Regions from separate parts of the Homo sapiens genome. Here region 2 is linked to region 1. The links are chromatin loops, found by intact Hi-C in ENCODE. Cell type or tissue: Caco-2. All regions are shown on one strand. Each heading gives the region's core, and the rest is flanking DNA. Links, peaks and the distances in the headings are about the cores only. Region 1 has its middle 35 kb from the start of HMGCS1. Region 2 overlaps LOC100506639 (a long non-coding RNA gene).

What was found. A loop is a pair of places that touch in the nucleus more often than their neighbours do. Peaks named below come from ENCODE experiments on the same cell type or tissue, not always from the same donor. Only the 100,000 strongest peaks of a DNase experiment are listed, where the experiment ranks them.
Region 2: it touches region 1 in a loop (9-fold over the local background); 1 of 110 quality-filtered maps calls a loop at or near these places.

Annotation. Positions count from the first base shown.
Region 1 is chr5:43,346,560-43,350,952 of GRCh38, forward strand. It overlaps the pseudogene LOC107986378. Among named protein-coding and RNA genes, the nearest start is that of HMGCS1, 35 kb to the left of the region's middle. In Caco-2, for the core only: no CTCF peak of the experiment used is centred there; DNase peaks (open chromatin) are centred at 1,292 and 1,782.
Region 2 is chr5:43,074,966-43,079,358 of GRCh38, forward strand. The region is part of intron 2 of LOC100506639 (a long non-coding RNA gene); the gene reads left to right. Among named protein-coding and RNA genes, the nearest start is that of ANXA2R-OT1, 9.7 kb to the left of the region's middle. RefSeq lists an enhancer at 3,143-3,696. In Caco-2, for the core only: no CTCF peak of the experiment used is centred there; DNase peaks (open chromatin) are centred at 2,696 and 2,796.

The DNA.
Region 1 (4,393 bases), core at 104-4,103:
GACTTGGAACCAACCCAAATGTCCAACAATGATAGACTGGATTAAGAACATGTGGCACATATACACCATGGAATACTATGCAGCCATAAAACATGATGAGTTCATGTCCTTTGTAGGGACATGGATGAAGCTGGAAACCATCATTCTCAGCAAACTATCGCAAGGACAAAAAACCAAACACCGCATATTCTCACTCATAGGTGGGAATTGAACAATGAGAACACATGGACACAAGAAGAGGAACATCACACACCGGGGCCTGTTGTGGGGTCAGGGGAGGGGGGAGGGATAGCATTAGGAGGTATACCTAATGTTAAATGACCAGTTAATGGATGCATCACACCAACATGGCACATGTATATATATGTAACAAACCTGCATGTTGTGCACATGTACCCTAAAACTTAAAGTATAATAAAAAATAATAAAAGGTAAAATGTATGATATAGTAAATATGAAAACTTTAATATTTCTTGATTTAGATATTTCTTTCTTGGTTCTTCTAGTTTAAATGAAGAAAAACATTTATTGTTGTATTAACCTTTTTGTTTTGTGGACTTTAATTCTTTAAAAGTAGAACTTTGTGTTTCATCTCTCTGCTGAATATGAAGGTGCTACAGGATACAAAATCGTGGGTTTAGGCATGACCTGTTTTGTTTGTTTTTTTCAGATGGAGTCTCACTTTGTCAGTCAGACTGGAGTGCAGTAGCACGATCTCAGCTCACGGCAACCTCTGCCTCTCGGGTTCAAGAGATTCTCTCAAGTAGCTGGTATTACAGGTGCCCGCCATCACACCTGGCTAATTTTTGTATTTTTAGTAGAGATGGGGTTTCCCCATGTTGGCCAGGCTGGTCTCAAACTCCTGATCTCAAGTGATCTGCCCCCCTTGGCCTCCCAAAGTGCTGGGATTACAGGCTGAGCCACCGCACCGGGCCGGCATGACCTGTTTTAATCCGTGCAAACATGTGGCTACTTGCACTAAAGCAACAAATAGTTGTAGTGCATATTTGCCCTTTTTTCTCTTGACTTCTTAGTATGTGGATCTCTTTTCTATATTTAGAGAATTCCCTATGAACATTTCTTGCTGTCTTCCTTCCACAATAAGAAGATGGGAGCAACAGATAATCACTTTCCCAGATCACCTAACAGTTGGAAAGAAAGCACATGACCTGGGTTCAGCCAGTCAGATGCATCTAAGTGGGACTTTGAATCTGAAGCTAGTGTTGGAAAGAAGCAAGCCAAGTGGACAGTTCTTTCTGACAATGGCTGCCATAGCTGCCCTGTCTGTTATCTAGGGGCAAAGGGCAAGAGAGTATTCAGGACCAGTGGTACAAGCCACAGCACCAGCATCCTGCAGAGGGAATAGGTCTTTCCTGACTGGCATGATTATGGCTGCTGTGCTGAATGACTAGCAACCCTTCCTTTCTGCCCATTTTCTAGACCTGGTTGTTCAGCCTTCTTAGAAATTCTGAGATGCCCAGTATCATTTTAATAAATCCTTTTTCTGCTTAAACCAGTCGGAATTGGTGTCTGATACAATGGCTGTCTAACTATGTCTAACTATGTCTATGGTTGCACCTTTTGAAATTTCCGTACCTAATTTATGTTAAAAAAAACCATACAAATGAATGAACAAAAATCCTTTTGTCATCTGCTGCCAAGGTGCTGAGTTCTTCCGAGGAAGCTAAAGCTGACTTGGAGTGAGGCCGTCACTTGATCTGACAATGAGCACCACTCCCAGCAGCATCAGCCCCGTACTCACCTGCACCATGGACTCTGTCTCTGAGCTCACCTGCATCTACTCAGGCCCCATTCTGCATGTTGAGGGTCTTATCTTATCATGGAAGATAAGATAAATGCCACCATTAAAGTAGCTGGTGGAAATGTTGAACCTTTCTGGCCTGGCTTGTTTGCAGAGGCCCTGGACAATGTCAACATCAGGAGCCTCATATGCGCTGGAGAGGCCAGTGGACCTGCTCCAGCACCTGGTGCTGCACCAGTGGGAGGTCCTGCTCCCTCCACCACTGCAGCCCAAGCTGAAGAGAGGGAAGTGGAATCAAAGAAAGAAGAATCCGAGGAGTCTGATGATGCATGGGCTTTGGTCTTTTTTGACAAAATCTCTTTTGTAACATGTTCAATAAAAAACCAAACTCTTAAAAAAAAAAAAAACACAACCTGTAATGTTATTTCGTGACCCATATAGGCACTAGGAGACTATGAACACGGGATTTTAACTGATACGTGTTATAATCCAACTATGCCTATGTCTTTTTTTATACATCCTTGTGAAATCCAGAAAAGTAATATGAAAATGGCATGGACCTTGTTGAAGGGAGTGGCACATAGAGAGCATCACTGTAAAATACTCCTGGCATCTCCATACCCACTTACTCTCTCCTTCTCCTAGAGGAAAGACTGATTTACCTAATTTAAGGGTTGGAAGAAGAAACCAGGAAGCTGTGGCCCCAGCCCATTCCCTTCCATCTTGGGAGCCACCACCAGACTGCATGAGCTGTGTTGACCTTACCATGTAGTAAGCTTGGAGTACCAGCCCTGCCCTTCTGAGCTTGTCCTGGTGCACCCTTGCCTGTGCCTGAGAGGGTGAGTCTGCAGTTCAGAGGTTCAGCATTAGGAAGCTCACTATACTGTACACACCTAGATCATGTCCTTTACCTTGACTCTTAGCAGGAATATAGGCAATACTTTAGTCTTACTCAGCAATCGTTTAAGAACTTGACAGGAGAAGAGGACAGTTTTTAAATGTAGCACTGGCAGACTCAAACAGATTTATACAAATTATTCCATTTGTACTTTCAAAGTAAAATTCTAGGCTGGGCGTGGTGGCTTACCGTGTAATCCCAGCACTTTGGGAGGCCCAGGGCGGGTGGATCGCTTGAGGCCAGGAGTTTAACAGCAGCCTGGCCAACACGGTGAAACCTTGTCTCTACTAAAAATACAAAAATTAGCCAGCCATGGTGGCATGCACCTGTAGTCCCAGCTACTCGGGAGGCTGAGGCAGGAGAATCACTTGAACCCAGGAGGTGGAGTTTGCAGTGAGCTAAGATTGCGCCATTGCACTCCAGCCTAGGTGACAGGGGGAGACTCCATCTCAAAAACAAAACAAAACAAAACAAAAAATAAAGTAAAATTCTAAAAATTTAATGTGTATCAAGTTTGCTACTTTTTTCTTCTTCTCTCCGTCTGAATCCAATCAGGAAAGAGGAAACACATAGTAATTTAAACAGGAAATGTTTAATATAAAGAATTAGGCACTAAATGATGAGATTGGTGTACCTACATTGAGTAGTCAAGAGAGAATTCTAAAGAATACAGGAATAGCAGATATAAAGAGCAGCCACTATCCCCAGGTCTCTTAGGTGAGATGGAGCATCCAAGGAAAAGCCCCCACACTGGGCTGAGAGCCAGACTTTGTTGGAGAGAACTTGGCTGTGGCTCACGGAAAGGCACAGAAGTCACTATGGTGGCATGTCCTCTGGAATTTGTGGAAATTTATCCTCCAGGGTGCTGGGGAAAATTGTTGGGGCTCACCAGAGGCGTTGGGCTACAAAGCTGCTCAAGACCGGGGGCTGGTGTTGAGAAGGGGAGTGCTGCTGGCCTCTGGGGGCTACTGCCTCGTCCCACACCCCACACACTAAACTCTTGCAGGAGCCTGCTGAGAGAAGCACAGGGAATCAGAAAGCAAAACCCCTTTTTCCCTCTTGCAATGTCTTTCTAGAACCCCTCCACTGACAAAGCTTAACATTGTGCCAGCTGGCAAAGGAAAATCCTTTGAAGATCCCAGAATTGTTTTCACAGTACAGGGAAATTAACAGAGTGAATTTGAAGCTGAGATGACACAAACCCATAACCAATACCCCTAGATATTGATTTGGCTTTATTTTATGGTGGTATTAAGTTAATTGTATCTTCTGACACTAATATCCACTTTTGAAAATTCAGAGTAATCCAGCACTGAAGTAGTGAATGTCCGTGCTTACCCAAAGGCCTCTTCCGGGAATCTGGAGTTGAATTTTTGTATTTTCTGTTGTTCCCATAAGGAATATTGAGATTTTTTTTCTTTTCCAATAGCTGCTTATGTACTCAGACGATACTGATAGGTTCTGCTAGATTTTTCAATCACTCTTTTATTTCCTTCCCAAGAAAATCTTGCTCCTGTTGTTTCCTCTCTTAGGCTTCCTATTCTTATGATTTTTTACAAAGTCCATGTACTATCATTTCAGTCAGTTTTCACAAGGGAGTAAATGTCAATGTATATTCAATTCATATTTTTACTTGGAAGTCTCTGTCCTGGTTTTAGGTGGCTCGTCTGCTAAAGGAGGTAGCCCACCTGCTCTTATCCTGAGAAACTGTTATCAGTCCATGCTGCCCCCAA
Region 2 (4,393 bases), core at 225-4,224, 270 kb before region 1:
CCCTAAGACCAGGTGATGGGATGATCAGCGAGTACCTGGCACACGCCGGAGCCTTGCTGGACCGACATTGGATTTTTGGACCGTAGACACCAAGAGAGGCCATGTGGCTTTTCCCTTGTTAACTGGGCTCCTAGGGAAACTTACCAATAGGCAAGGCCAGTGACCAATGTGCATGCACAGAGAGGCAACTGGAGGCTGAGGAGCTTCCTTTGTCCTGCTGCTGTGGCCTGTTCTCCAGGGTGGAGGGGTAGGTCCATGGGGGATGTGGACCAGAGCCCCTCCCCGGTTTCGGCACTAGATGTAAGGTTCTTGTGTTGGTTCAAACCCTGAGAGCACGCCAAAAGACAACACGAAGTGGTGTGGAGCAGCAACATGCTGTTTTAATGAGCACGTGAGTGCAGGTGGGCTGAGGCCTAAAATGGCATCAGCCCCAAGTGAGGACGGTACAGGGGGTTTATAGTCCTCTGTAAACAGGAAGTGTCCCAGTCTAACATGACTGCTATGTAGTACGCGACGGCCTCTTTCTCGATCTTCAGGGGTACGTGTCTTCTGGCCAGGGAATGTGTCTTCCGGCTGGCTCTCTTCCTGCTTCTGCTATCTTGCTGACACACGCTGCTGGTGCAAGTGGCGTTGTGCCTTGGGACTGGGCCTGAGAAGGGGGGAGTTACTCATCCCTTCAAGCTTTGGGTCCCCGGGGAGAATCTTTCAAGTATGAACCTGGCCTTGTGAAAGCAGAGCTCCAGTTACACAGTGTATCCCGAATCCATGAATGTTATGATGGTGCTAATTTGAACCACTAAGAGGCCTTGTGAGAGTCTCTTCTTTCCCAGAAAATGTGGGGAACACAGAGAGTGTCTTTCTGGATAGACATACCCAAGAAACTTCTGCTGAGGAAAGTGAAAGCAAAGATACAACTTATCCCAGAAAGGGGAGTGCATATGTAGATGGTGATAAGTAATATAGCCTGAAATATTCACATGGATATAATTAGAGTTAGGGTTATAGTTAAGGAGGAAGGGAAGGGAGACAGAAAGAAAGCAAGTAAGAAAGGAAGCAAGAAAAGATAAAACTGTGTCCAAGTTTCTTACTTGTATTAAACAGAGTGTTTTTCTAGATATTGTTAACCAAGATAAGGAATCCCTAAAGAGAGGCAGGCTTGATTTAGAGCTGTCTGAGGGCTTCCAAAAGAGCTGTTCAGTGAATAAGAAGGAATCCAACCATGGAGCATCAGAGTCTAAGTTGGATGTATAGGTTTGTGTGTCTTCAGTATTGTCTTGTATTTTAAGACAGAATTAGATGTGCCCATCAGAAATGAGTGTATGGCATGAAAAAGTTGCAGATGGTAGGCCGCAGTGAACTCCAATTGTTTGGAAGGCTTAACTTGAACCTTCCTAGGCTAGAGAATTTTAAATGACTGAGATGTTTCTAATGTGCCTAGAGCTTCTTTTCTAATGAGCCCAGGGAGGGCTAGAATCTCTATCAGAGTTAGTCTGGGATGTAAAGGGGATCAGGATGTGCCACCCCAATATATGCCACTTTAGCCTATGGATTATTTTGAGCAGTTAAAAAATTAGAAATAGCAGGCCTGGTGCAGTGGCTCATGCCTGTAATCTTAGCACTTTGGGAGACCGAGGCAGGTGGATCACCTGAAGTCAAGAGTTCGAGACCAGCCTGGCCAACATGGTGAAACCCCATCTCTACTAAAAAAAAAAAAAAAAAAAAAATACAAAAATTAGCCAGGCGTGGTGTGGCACGCCTGTAATACCAGCTACTCAGGAGGCTGAGGAAGGAGAATTGCTTGAAGCCAGGAGGTAGAGGTTGCAATGAGCCAAGATCGTACCACTGCACTCCAGCCTGCGTGATGGGAGCGAGACTCCATCTCAAAAAAAAAAGAGAAAAAAAGAAATTAGAAATAGCAGACATATGAGGATCTCTGACCTCCCTTTCCTGCTGAAAAGCAGGGCATACATTTTGCTTTTGTAAAAAAATTTGCATTTATAAAAGCTTCCACCTCTCCCCTACCTGGAAGAGAAGGAAACTCTTCTACTCTAATACTTGAAGGGGGCCTGCCTCTCCACACCTGTGGGTATTTCTTGCAAGGTGGAGACGAGACACTGAGAAAAGAAATAAGACACAGAGACAGTATAGAGGAAGAAAAGTGGGCCAAGGGGACTGGTGCTCAGCAAGTGAGGACCTGCACCAGCATTGGTCTCTGAGTTCCCTCAGTATTTATTGATCACTATCTCTACTATCTTGGCGAGGGGGATGTGGCAGGACTATAGGGTAATGGTGGCCAGAGGGTCAGCAGGAAAACATGTGAGCAAAGGACTCTGTGTCATAAATAAGTTTAAGGAAAGGTGCTGTGCCTGGATGTGCACATAGGCCAGATTTATGTTTGACTTTACACAGACATCTCAGTGCAGTAAAGAGCAGTATTGCCGCCAGCAGGTCTCACTTCCAGCCATAAGGCAGTTTTCTCCTATCTCAGTAAATAGAATATATGATCAGGTTTTACACTGAGACATTCCATTCCCAGGGACAAGCAGGAGACAGATGCCTTCCTCTTGTCTCAGCTGCAAAGAGGCCTTCCTCTTTCACTAATCCTCCTCAGCACGGACCCTTTATGGGTGTCGGGCTGGGGGATGGAGGTCTTTCCTTTCCTACAAGGCCATATCTCAGGCTATCTCAGTGGCGGGAAACCTTAGACAATACCCAGGCTTTCTTGGGCAGAGGTCCCTGTGGCCTTCCACAGTGCATTGTGTCCCTGGGTACTTGAGATTGGAGAATGGTGATGACTTTTACCAAGCATACTGCCTGCAAACATTTTTACCAAGGCACATCCTGCACAGCCCTAAATCCATTAAATCTTGAGTCAATATAGCACATGTTTCTGCGAGCACAGGGTTGGGGCTAGGGTTACAGATTAACAGCATCTCAAGGCAGAAGAATTTTTCTTAGTACAGATCAAAATGGAGTTTCTTATGTCTTCCTTTTTCTACATAGACACAGTAACAGTCTGATCTCTCTTTCTTTCCCCCACAATGCTTGTTTGAGGACATGTATTATCACCAGAGAGGACTTGAAACTGCATAACAAACCGTACTTGCCAGACATTTCCTAATCACCTTCTCACTGTTTACTCCCTCCCCCTATAATCGATAATCGCAAAGCTTCCTTTCCCTTTGACTATTCTATTCTCTTCACAATTTATCACCCCTTGTTAAATGGTATATAAGCCCCCAGCCCTAAACTCCTACTTGGGTTTTCACTTCTCTTTTGTGAAGCCTCATTATGTATGCAAAATAAAATTTTTCTACTGTTAATCTGTCGTTTATCAGTTTAAGTGACAGGCTGGGGCTGGGCGCCGTGGCTCACGCCTGTAATCCCAGCACTTTCGGGAGGCCGAGGTGGCCGGATCACGAGGTCAGGAGATCGAGACCATCCTGGCTAACACAGTGAAACCCCGTCTCTACTAAAAAATACAAAAAATTAGACGGGCGTGGGCCGGTCGCGGTGGCTCCCGGCTGTAATCCTAGCACTTTGGGAGGCCGAGGCGGGCGGATCACGAGGTCAGGAGATGGAGACCATCCTGGCTAACACGGTGAAACCCCGTCTCTACTAAAAATACAGAAAATTAGCCGGACGAGGTGGCGGGCCCTGTAGTCCCAGCTACTCGGGAGGCTGAGGCAAGAGAATGGCGTGAACCCCAGGGGGCGGAGCCTGCAGTGAGCCGAGATTGCGCCCCACTGCACTCCAGCCTGGGCAACAGCGAGACTACGTCTCAAAAAAAAAAAAAAAAAAAATTAGCCGGGTGTGGTGGCGGGCGCCTGTAGTCTCAGCTACTCGGCAGGCTGAGGCAGGAGAATGGCGTGAACCCCGGAGGCAGAGCTTGCAGTGAGCCAAGATTGTGCCACTGCACTCCAGCCTGGGCGACAGAGCAAGGCTCTGTCTCAAAAAAAAAAAAAAAAGTGACAGGCTCTACACACTGAATTTAAGAAGGTAGAGGTCGGGTTTTTTCATCATCTACAAAGGTACTCTGCTTCTAAAATGAGTTAGAACAATGGATTTGACCACAATCAGATGGACATTAAGGGTAAGAAAGAAAAGTGGCTCAAAGCAGCCTGAGGAATGTAAAGTATGCAAAATTTATCAGGCTCAGAGAGACTTGAGCAAGAGCCTTCAGTCATATCCCTCTCAGCCATACCCAGGAATAACTGTTTCAAGGCATTTTGACAGGGGCGGCGACTCAGCTCTTGCCTGTAATCCCAGCTACTCAGCAGGCTGAGATGGGAGGATCACATAAGCCCAGGAGTTTGAGACTGCAGCAGGCTATAATCAGGCTACTGCATTTCACCCTGGGCAACGGAGAGAAAACCCATCTCTAAAAAAGTTA